Regions from separate parts of the Homo sapiens genome. Here region 1 is linked to region 2. A link is an interaction called in ENCODE POLR2A ChIA-PET data of the cell type or tissue named here. Cell type or tissue: CD4-positive, alpha-beta T cell. All regions are shown on one strand. Links, peaks and the distances in the headings refer to the core of each region. The heading gives the core; the rest is flanking DNA.

The links. ChIA-PET counts read pairs that join two places held together with the same protein. Peaks named below come from ENCODE experiments on the same cell type or tissue, not always from the same donor. Only the 100,000 strongest peaks of a DNase experiment are listed, where the experiment ranks them.
Region 1: POLR2A ChIA-PET joins it to region 2 with 5 read pairs; 3 of 35 experiments call an interaction of 5 or more read pairs at or near these places.

What each region holds. Positions count from the first base shown.
Region 1 is chr17:44,055,921-44,061,419 of GRCh38, reverse strand. All of the region lies in intron 2 of LSM12 (LSM12 homolog), which reads left to right. Among named protein-coding and RNA genes, the nearest start is that of LSM12, 8.0 kb to the left of the region's middle. In CD4-positive, alpha-beta T cell, for the core only: no CTCF peak of the experiment used is centred there; no DNase peak of the experiment used is centred there.
Region 2 is chr17:45,016,370-45,021,868 of GRCh38, reverse strand. No RefSeq gene overlaps it. Among named protein-coding and RNA genes, the nearest start is that of DCAKD, 33 kb to the left of the region's middle. RefSeq lists silencers at 2,318-2,497, 2,354-2,603 and an enhancer at 3,114-3,243. In CD4-positive, alpha-beta T cell, for the core only: no CTCF peak of the experiment used is centred there; DNase peaks (open chromatin) are centred at 2,468 and 2,988; H3K4me3 peaks cover 858 bases; H3K27me3 peaks cover 2,487 bases.

The DNA.
Region 1 (5,499 bases), core at 620-4,619, 960 kb after region 2:
TTCTACCAGAGTATAGGAGCTCTTTGAGTGTCTTCTATAAGCTCATGAAATTTTAAGACTTGTTAAATAATTTATTCCTTGGTGTTTTTTTTTTTTTTTTTTGAGATGGAGTTTCGCTCTTGTTGCCCAGGCTGGAGTGCAATGGTGCAACCTCGGCTCACCGCAACCTCCGCCTCCCGGGTTCAAGTGATTCTCCTGCCTCAGCCTCCTGAGTAGCTGGGATTACAGGCATGCACAGCCACACCCAGCTAATTTTGTATTTTTAGTAGAGACGGGGTTTCTCCGTGTTGGTCAGGCTGGTCTCGAACTCCCGACCTCAGGTGATCCGCCCGCCTCAGCCTCCCAAAGTGCTGGAATTACAGGCGTGAGCCACTGTGCCCAGCATTATTCCTAGTGTATTAAAGAACCAAATAGGCTCTGAGTTATTTTTTGGTGTTTATAGGGTATGATAAGTCTGTCACTAGATCTTTAGTGAGTAGTAAAGATCTGAAAGAGAGGTGATTTTCTGAAGTTAGAAAGTTGGCTCTTGTGACCAATGAGTGCCACCATTTAGAGGGGGTGGGGTAGTGTGGATGGGACTGTTAAGCAGGAGCTGTTAAGAAGCAGTTCTCTTCTTATGTTTGACCTCAGGTAGATATAGCTCTTGGTTAGTTTGTGGATTATCTTTGCCTTTAGGGTTTTCCTTGTTTACTAGCATTGTTGTAAACTAGCTGATTACCCAGTTTTTGAGGAAAGCAGCAGGAAGTAATAGCTTGGGGAACACCAGAAATCTTTACTTTTCTTACTCTGTGGCCTGCTTGCCAAATCTTGAAAGAGGTTTGCTGGGAAGAGGAGTCAGAAACTAAAAACTAAAATTAGGTTGGAGGGTTATCTTTGGATTTCGTTTATTCATTCTTCCGTTTGCAGAGATGTTTATGAGTAAGCTATATTGGCTTTCCCTTGAAATCAACCTTTTAGGATGCTTTGCGATTCCTTTTTGGAGATTGACTTAGAATTAGAGAGAGCCTTTTGGGCTACTGCTGAAAACAGCTATTTCGGGCAGCTATTAACATGTTGCATGAATGACGTGAAAAGTTAGTCTCATTTTTAAGATCACGGACTTGAGTTTTTCTTAAGATGGAGGATCATTTAAGCATATGGAAGGGAACTAATGTACTCTGGGATGTCTGGAAGAAAACTGTTGAAGTTTCAGTTGCTTGCAGTCTGGAGAAGCACTAGCCTACTCTATTTATTTTATTTTATTTATTTATTTTTTGAGACGAAGTCTTGCTCTGTCGCCCAGGCTGGAGTGCAGTGGCGCCATCTCGGCTCACTGCAAGCTCCACCTCCCGGGTTCATGCCATTCTCCTGCCTCAGCCTCCCGAGTAGCTGGGACTACAGGCGCCCGCCACCATGTCCGGCTAATTTTTTTGTATTTTTAGTAGAGACGGGGTTTCACCATGTTGGCCAGGATGGTCTCGATCTCCTGACCTTGTGATCCGCCCGCCTCGGCCTCCCAAAGTGCTGGGATTACAGGCTTGAGCCACCACACCCGGCCTACTCTAACTTTAGTCAAAGGTATCATCACATATTGGCCCATCTTGCTGACATAGTAAGTGATCTGCTTAATTAAACCTGTTGATAAAAACCGGATATTTGTTGACTCTGACCTAGCAGGAAATGGAAGAGAAGGGCTTATACAGGAAATACTTAATAATAGCTCAACTAGGGAAGGTATAAACTAGCAACTTCTTGGAAATTGGCCTGTTTTGCTTTCGAATGATAGTTCACTTCAGGCTAAGAAGTCTTATTTCTATCTCCAGCAGTAGCATGTAAGAGGAAGCTTGAGAGAGGACAGTAGGGTTGCAGTAGGGGGAATTCTTTTTTTTGAGACAGGGTCTCAGTCCATTGCCCGGTGTGATCTCGGTTCAAGCGATTCTCCTGTCTCAGCCTCCTGAGTAGCTGGGATTACAGGCGCCTGCTGCCACCATGCCCGGCTAATTTTTCTATTTTTAGTAGAGATGGGGTTTTGCCGTGTTGACCAGGCTGGCCTTGAACTCCTGACCTCAGATAATCCACCTGCGTCGGCCTCCTAAAGTGTTAGGATTATAGGCGTGAGCCACTGCACCTGGCCAAGTCCCCTGTTTTTCTATTACTTTGTGTTTAGCCCAAGGAACTCATAGTTTGGCAACATGAAGTACCCTGAATAATGTACAATGCTAAGTTATGTTTCGTGTGTGTGTGTATGTGTGTGTGTGTGTTCTGTTTTTTAGAGATATAGTCTCATTCTGTTGACCAGGCTAGAGTGCAGTGGCATGATCATAACTCACTGCAGCTTCGAACTCCTGGCTCATAGCCTCAAGTGATCCGCCCAAGCTTCCTGAGTAGCTGGGACTACAATCTCCCATCACCACACCTGGGTGGTTGTTTTGTTTCTTTTTAGTTAGTCTCGCACTGTGCCCAGGCTGGAGTGCAAATGATGCAGTCACAGCTCACCGCAGCCTCGACCTCCAGGGTTCGCTCAAGTGATCTTTCCACCTCGCCTCCCAAGTAGCTGGGACTACCGGCACAAACCACCACACCTGGCTAATTTTTCTTTCTTTTTTGAGATGGAGTCTTGCCCTGTTGCCCAGGCTGGAGTGCGGTGGTGCCGTGATCTCGGCTCACTGCAACCTCTGCCTCCTAGGTTCAAGCAATTCTCCTGCCTCAGCCTCCTAAGTAGCTGGGATTACAGGCGTGCGCCACCATGCCTGGCTAATTTTTTGTATCTTTAGTAGAGATGGGGTTTCACCATGTTGACCAGGCTGATCTCGAACTCCTGACCTCATGATCCACCCGCCTTGGCCTCCCAAAGTGCTGGGTTTACAGGCGTGAGCCACCGCGCCCAGCCTAGTTTTTTTTTGTAGAGACAGGGTCTTACTGTGTGGCCCAGGATGGTCTGTAACTCCTGGGCTCAAGCAATCCTCCTTCCTCGGCTTCCCAAAGTATTCGAATTACAGGTATGAGCCACTGGCCCAGCCCCTAGGTAACGTTTCTAAGTAAAGAAAAACATCTATGTTCTGTGGTCAGGGGCAGGGTAGTCTAGTAGAAAAGACTTAGGAATGAACCAAGTAGATCAGTCTTTAAAGTCATTAGACTTGGCAGATGTTAGTTAATGTCTCCCAAATTATTATTATTATTATTATTATTTATTATTTTTTTTTTGAGACGGAGTCTTGCTCAGTCGCCCAGGCTGGAGTGCAGTGGCGCGATCTCGGCTCACTGCAAGCTCCGCCTCCTGGGTTCACGCCATTCTCCTGCCTCAGCCTCCCGAGTAGCTGGGACTACAGGCGCCCACCACCACGCCCAGCTAATTTTTTTGTATTTTTAGTAGAGACAGGGTTTCCCCGTGTTAGCTAGGATGGTCTCAATCTCCTGACCTCATGATCCCCCCATCTCAGCCTCCCAAAGTGCTGGGATTACAGGCGTGAGCCACTGTGCCCGGCCCAGATTTTTTTATTGTAGCTAACTAATGCTCATTGAATTATGGGATGAGATAAGGCAGGGGAAGGAGGGCATTGTGACAAAGGGCCCATAGAAGATTTATGCCATTACACTAGGCTCTCACTTAACGTCTTTGGTAGGTTCTTGGAAACTTTGACTTTATGTATTATTATTATTATTATTACTTTGTTTTTTTTTTGAGACAGAGTCTCCGTCTGTCTCCCAGGCTATAATGCAGTAGTGCTGTCTCAGCTCACTGCAACCTCTGCCTCCCAGGTTCAAGCAGTTCTCTACCTCAGCCTCCGGAGTAGCTGGGATTCCAGGCATCTGCCACCACAGCTGGCTAATTTTTGTATTTTTGGTAGAGACAGGGTTTCACCATCTTGGCCAGGGTGGTCTTGAACTCCTGACCTCATGATCCGCCCACCTCCGCCTCCCAAAGTGCTGGGATTACAGGCGTGAGCCACTGTACCTGGCACATTATTATTTATTTTTTTAAGATGAAGTCTCACCCAGGCACGGTGGCTCACGCCTGTAGTCCTAGCACTTTGAGAGGCCGAGGCGGGCGGATCACGAGGTCAGGAGATCAAGACCATCCTGGCTAACATGGTGAAACCCCGTCTCTACTAAAAACGCAAAAATTAGCTGGGCGTGGTGGCATGTGCCTGTAGTCCCAGCTACTTGGGAGGCTGAGGCAGGAGAATGGTGTGAACCCAGGAGGCGGAGCTTGCAGTGAGCTGAGATCGCGCCACTGCACTCCAGCCTGGGAGACAGAGCGAGACTCCGTCTCAAAAAAAAAAGAAAAAAAAAGTCTTACTCTGTTGCCCAGGCTGGAGTGCCATGGCTCTATCTCAGCTCACTGCAACCTCCGCCTCCTGTGCTAAAGCAGTTCTCCTGTCTCAGCCTCCCGAGTAGCTGGGAGTACAGGTGCGCCCCACCACGTCCGTCTTATTTTTTTATGTTTTTGAGACAGAGTTTCACTCTTGCTGCCCAAGCTGGAGTGCAATGGCACGATTACAGCTTACCACAACCTCTGCCTCCCGGGTTCAAGTGATTCTCCTGCCTCAGCCTCCCAAGTAGCTGGGATTACAGGCATGTGCCACCCCACCTGGCTAATTTTGTATTATTAGTAGAGAGGGTTTCTCCATGTTGGTCAGACTGTTCTTGAACTCCCGACCTCAGGTGATTTGCCTCGGCCTCCCAAAGTGCTGGGATTACAGGTGTGAGCCACTGTACCAGGCTGTATTTTTTTTTTTTCTTTTTTTGGAGAGGAGTTTTCCTTTGTCACCAAGGCTGGAGTGCAGTGGTGCAATCTCAGCTCACTGCAACCTCTGCCTCCTGGGTTCAAGCAGTTCTTCTGCCTCACCCTCCTGAGTAGCTGGGACCACAGGCACACGCCATCATGCCTCCCAATCTCAAGCAGTCCTTCTGCCTTACCCTCCTGAGTAGCTGGGACTACAGGTGTGTGCCACCACGTCCAGCTAATTAAAAAAAAACAATTTTTTGTCAGTTGGGGAGTAGAGACATGGTCTTACTATACTGCCAACGCTGGTCTCAAACTCCTGGCCTCAAGTGATCCTCCCACCTCAGCCTCCCAAAGTGGTGGATTTACAGGAGTGAGCTACTGTGCCCAGCCAGAGTTCACTTTTTTTTTTTTTTTTTGAGACAGAGTTTTACTCTTGTTCCCCAGGCTGGAGTGCAATGGCGCGATCTCGGCTCACCACAACCTCCGCCTCCCGGTTTCAAGCAATTCTCCTACCTCAGCCTCCCAATTCTCCTACCTCAGCCTCCCAAGTAGCTGGGATTACAGGCATGCACCAGCATGCCCGGCTAATTTTTTTTTTGTATTTTTAGCAGAGATGGGGTTTCTCTGTGTTGGTCAGGCTGGTCTTGAACTCCCGACCTCAGGTGATCCACCCACCTCGGCTTCCCAAAGTGCTGGGATTACAGGCATGAGCCACCACGCCCTACCCAGGGTACCTTTAGGTATCATGTCACATTGAGGGAAGAATTCGTTTTTATTCTGAATTCTACCAG
Region 2 (5,499 bases), core at 886-4,885:
CCTCCGCGTTCCGTTCCCTCACTTTGGGCCTTAGCACCCGGAGCGGAGCAATAAGACACCAGCGAGGGTGAAGACGCACACGCCTTCTGGGCGGGGGACGAAGGGCGCAGGCAGGCCTCTAAAACACCCCCACCCCCAGGCCCGACTGGCCCGAAGGTCATTCGCAGTTTCACAGTTTACAAAGCACGTTCCAGTTATCCCCTTGAAATCTCCCAGCTGTGTGAGGCAGACAGGTCCAGAATTTTACAGAGGCTCAGAGGTTGAGCCAAGGGGCCTAAGTAGCCAACAGGTATAACCACCAAGCTTCTTGACTCCCAGTACAGTGCTCCTCCGGCTATCTGCACTGCCCCCATTATACACTTTGGCTCTTTAGTAATTGACAACTCTTCTTCAAATGTTCATTCTCTCTCTCTCCTCATGGGGGGCAGGGCAGAGGCAGGGAAAGGTTTAGGACCTTCCATGATGAGCCTCCATGGCTAGAAATTGAATGGGAGCAGGATAGGCGCGCTGCTGAGCGCCCCTAGTTCTCACCAAGGCACTTTAGGTCAGAAGGAAACAGTCTCAGAGCAGGAGGGGGAATGCGATGGCAGTGATGACTTCAGGCCATGGGGTCATATAGGAGTGGGCAGGGAGACCCCCGGACATGGTGGGAGAGAAGGAGCAAAAGGAAGGAGGTGATGTGGTGCTATAGGTTGCTTTCCTGCTCCTTCCAGGAGAGACGTGGCTGGTGGTTCCTCATCCCACCTGCAGAGCTGAGGCTGCACCCAGCTGGGACCCAAACCGCCTCTCTTTGCTCCCCACCTTCCCCTCCGCTCCCAGTCACTTAGATTCCAATACAATTTCCAGCTAACCAGCATGTCGATAGAACAAGTCGGGCGGCCGGATTGCTGGCCAATTACAGGAAATCATTCTGCTCCACAGCTCAGCGCTCAGGAAGGGAGAGGGAGGGAGGGAATTCAAGGGAGCAGGCGCCCAGCTTACAGGCTGGGAACGGGCTTCAGGCAGAAGGCTGGGAGTGCTGCAGCCCCCCACCCCTGAGGGGTGGGGGGTGGGGGAGGCTCCTAGGGGCAGGCCAGCCCTAGGCTCATCCTCAGCCTCATGCGGAGCTCTGGATCCAACTTCTGTGTGATGGGGAGATTGGTGCCCCAAGCCACTAAGAGAGACAGAGCTGGGAGTTGAGTGTGGTTGAGGGTCCGGCAAGCGAGGCATCTTAGTGTCAAAAGGGATAGAAGCCGAGATAGCAGGACCACCCTCTCCCAGAGCCCTATGCACCAAGGAGTGGGCATCTGAGGGCCTGGAGGCTAGGGTCCACACAAGCAAGACCTGTGCTCTAACAGCCCGCTGTGGGCCACGGGGTACCTAGGAGGACAGGGGAAGGGGTCGACAGGGAGCGGGAAGGAAAGGGGCCACAGCCCACAGCTGAGTGAACTAGCAGCAGCCTCATCTGGTGAAGGAGTAAGTCTTCCACCCTGGAAGGTGGGGCACAGAAATGTGGGAAAGGCCAAGGGCCCCCTCCCTCACCTTCCTAGCTCCTCTGCCTCAGCTCCTGCCTCTGGCCCTCAAGAAAATTTCACTCAGATGAAAGGACCCCAGCTCCCCTCCTCTTTCCTTGGATCTGAATCTACCTCTGCCTTCTATGCCGACCTGGATGCCTCTTTGCCAGCCCCACCTCCTCCCATCACATCTCTCCCAGAACTGTTCCTGTGCCCCAGGCTGCCCTACCCGGCTGACCAGAGATGCTCTGCCTGTCGCACAGTGGTGAGCTCTTCTTCCCAGCCCTTCCCCTCTACCCTCAAAGGACTGGAAGATTCTTGAGGAAGAGAAACTTCCCTGTGGGCTAACTTCACCCAGTGAATGACTATTGTTGCTGTTTGTCTTGAACCCCAAAAAAGGCAACTGTGACCCAATGATCTCCTCCTCTGCTCCAAGCTGTGGCCACCTCCCAGGACCCCTCTCCAAACCCCCAGGATCTCACTACTCTTCTCCCAATTCCAAGCCCTCCCCTTCAGACCCCTCCAAGGTTGGGTCCTGGGATGGATTCACTGGCAGCTCTTTTGCCAACCCAAGAGTAAAGGGGTGGACAGACATGGAAGAGGAGACTGGCTTTGGAGCCCAGTGCACCCAGCACCCAGTGGCGCTCAGGAAAGACCTGAGTGATTGCACCGAACAACAAGGTCATCTTCAAAGTTTGTTTGGAGAGGTGCATAGGGAGAACAGGGTCAGCGCCCCGCGACGTCTCCTTCCCCGGGTTTTCTAGCCTAGTACACAGGCTCACACTCCGCGGTGGAGGTGTTGGGGTTGGCCCTGTGTGTGACCCCCGCTTGGCACACGGTGGCCACCCCTCCGCTCAGCTGAGCTGAGCTAAAGCCGCGGCTCCCGGGCTCCTAGCACCGCCTCCGCCATCCCACCCTCGGGCGCTGCCTCCCGCGGGCCGGGCGCCCGGTGCTCGGCGATCCGGAAGAGGGCGCCCGCCCGGCCCACGTCCGCCGTGTCCCCGCCCGGCGCGCCGCGCTCGCCAGCCCGCGGGCTCCGCGCCATCGATCGGGCCGCAGGGACCCGGGTGAGCCGCCTCCCCACCCCTCGCTTTTCGCTTTTAATTGAAGTTTGTTTGAGCAGAGCGCGGAGCGGGCAAAGGCAGAAACCAAATATTTAGTTGCTGCAAATTGGCACCTCCAGATCAATTACCCGGCCAGTGTCAGGGCCCTCGCCGCCCCCCGCGCCCCGCAGAATCTCAATGCCACGCTGCCCCCGCCCGGGCCGCCCGCGCCGCCCTCGCCGCCCTCGCCGCCCTCCTCCATTACACTGCACGTTTTTCATCAGCTCCAGCCAGACATCACCCGTGGCCGCGAGGGAACAGATTTTCAATGGGAAAAGTTCCCCGGGAGGGTCCTTGTTGCTGATTCCCGCCGCGCCCTGCGCTGTCTGGCCCCTGCCCCCACCTGGCTTGTCTGACGGAGACAGCAGATGGGTGGAGCGAGCTCAAAGCAAGGACTTGGGGTCAGGAAGACCAGGCCCCGTCATAGGAACTCCCCTTACCCGCTGGGTGACCTTGGGGAAGTTACTTATGCTCCCTGAGCCTCGGAGTCCCCCATAACATGGGGGCTCAACCTTCACCTTGTGGGGTCAACAGCATGGAGGGACAGCACCCTGCCCAGGGCTGGCACACAGTGACTTTCCACAGATATTAGTTCTCACCCTGCTAGGGGTTAAAACAGGCTCTAGAATGAAATGAGAGACAGTGAGTTCGAGGCGACTCAACCAAGCCACTGAAAAATACCAAAGGGAAAGCAGCAGACAGCCAGCATCCCCAGAGTCTCTGGCAGGGGCTGGACAGGCCCCAGGACCCTGGTCAAGCTCCATCAGGGAAAGTCCTGACCCCCAGCCCAAGTGCATCTGGGCACAACCAAAAGAGAAGCCGCTTTTCCAGTACCAGGGGTGGAGAATGAGAGAGCCATGATCCCAAGGCCACAGCCAGGCAAGGAGGCCGGAGGGATCTGAAAAAGGTCACCAAGGGCTCCTGACCCTTGCCAAGCTGAGTACCAGGAGGCCAGCCTTGTGGCAGGGGGGAATCAGGACAGCTGGGCTGTAGTTGAGGCTTTGCCTTCTCCTGGCTACATGTTGCTAGTCAAGTACTTAACTTCAATTTTCCCATGTGTAAAATGCGGCTGACACCCTCTACCTCCCAGAGCATTTGTGAGGAGCAAATGAAGTATGGGAGAGGGGAGGAAACTCACAACCAGCATGAAGAAGATGGGGCCAAGTTTGTGTGGGAGTCTCCTTTCCCATGCTCAACACTGCTCCCATCCCAAGAGCCCCTGAGGGAACTGGAGTCAAATGCCTAGCCTGGCATTTTTAACTGTCTGCTCTGCCAGAGTGACAGGGCCTCTGGGTGGGAGGAGAGGTTAGGGGAAGACTGTGAGCCTCAGGCTTAGTGCTTTGAGAGCCCTTTTTAAAGAATGAGGCTCCTCCTCTGCCAGCACTACCCCCCAGCTGTCCCGCCCCCAGGGTCTCAGTGCAAGAGTCAGCCCCACCTGGAGGAAAGTTATTTTCCCATCAAATCCTGAATCCAGGTGGAAAGGCAAGGTTGATATGGAATCCAGAGCCTCAGTTCCCTGCCAATGGGAAGCAAACTCACTCCTTGATTTTCCCATCTGTGAAATGGGACCACAGCCAGTAATTATGAGGTGCTATTTGAACTGGTGGGTAATCTCTTTTATTATTATTTATTTATTTATGTATTTATTTTGAGGCAGAGTCTTGCCCTGTCACCAGGCTGGAGTGCAGTGGTGCGATCTCGGCTCACTGCAACCTCTGCCTCCTGGGTTCAAGCGATTCCCCTGCCTCAGCCTCCAGAATAGCTGGGACTACAGGTGTGCGCCACCACGCCCGGCTAATTTTTTGTATTTTAGTAGAAACGGGGTTTCACCATGTTGGCCAAGATAGTCTTGATCTCCTGACCTCGTGATCTGCCCGCCTTGACCTCCCAAAATGCTGGGATTACAGGTGTGAGCCACTGTGCCCGGCCTTTTATTATTTTTTTAATTTTTTTAGAGACAGGGTTTCACTCTAGCCCAAATGAGAGTGCAGCAGAGCCATCATAGCTCACTGTAACCTTGAACTTCTAGGCCCAGGTGACTCTCCCGAATAGCTAGGATTACAGATGTGCACCACCATGCGTGGCTAATTTTTTTCTTTTTTTTTTTTTTTTAGAGACAGGGTCTTACCATGTTGCCCAGGCTGGTTTCAAACTCCTGGCCTCAAGTGATGCTCCCGCCTCGACCTCCCAAAATGCTGGGATTGCAGGCATGAGTCACCACACCCAGCCTGGGGTGACCTCTAGAGGCTGCTGAATCCATTGCCCTGCCTTCTACACTCACTCTTACCCACTCCACCCCTACCTGCAATAGGATTATCTCTGCTGGCGAAACAACCAGCCTCTTTGGAGATGGCAGCCCACCATTTGTCAAGCCAGGAAGACCTTCTGACAGTCTACCTTAAATCTCTCTTTGGTACCCTCAGGGAAAATTGAAACAACGAACAGCAAAAAGATAAATGCATATGGATAGGCAATGCCACACTATTTTTTTAAAATACCCGCAAAGAGGGTGGGAGAGCGGGAATTACCTTCAGACACAATGCTCTTTACACTAAACATCTTGGCGAAAAATATGGCTGTGTAATTCTTTTTTCTCCTTGGCAAAGAGAAAGGCTGAGGCTGGGCAGAAAGGCAGAGGGACCCGAAAATATAAATCAATATGTGACTTTAATATATGTGCTTTCGGTGTCTGTGTGTGCTGGGGGATTATTAGTAACCTTGATTCCAGCTCAGTGTCCATGCGAGGCAGGGAGATGTGCGGCCCCCAGGGAGGAGAAGAGAAATTAGGAAGCCAAATTCTTCTCCTGATTGACACCTGGGTAAACATTATCCTGGCAGAAAGGGAAGAAAAAAAGATCAATGCTGGGTATTTTTATCACGTTCCAGGGACAGACGGGGGGGAA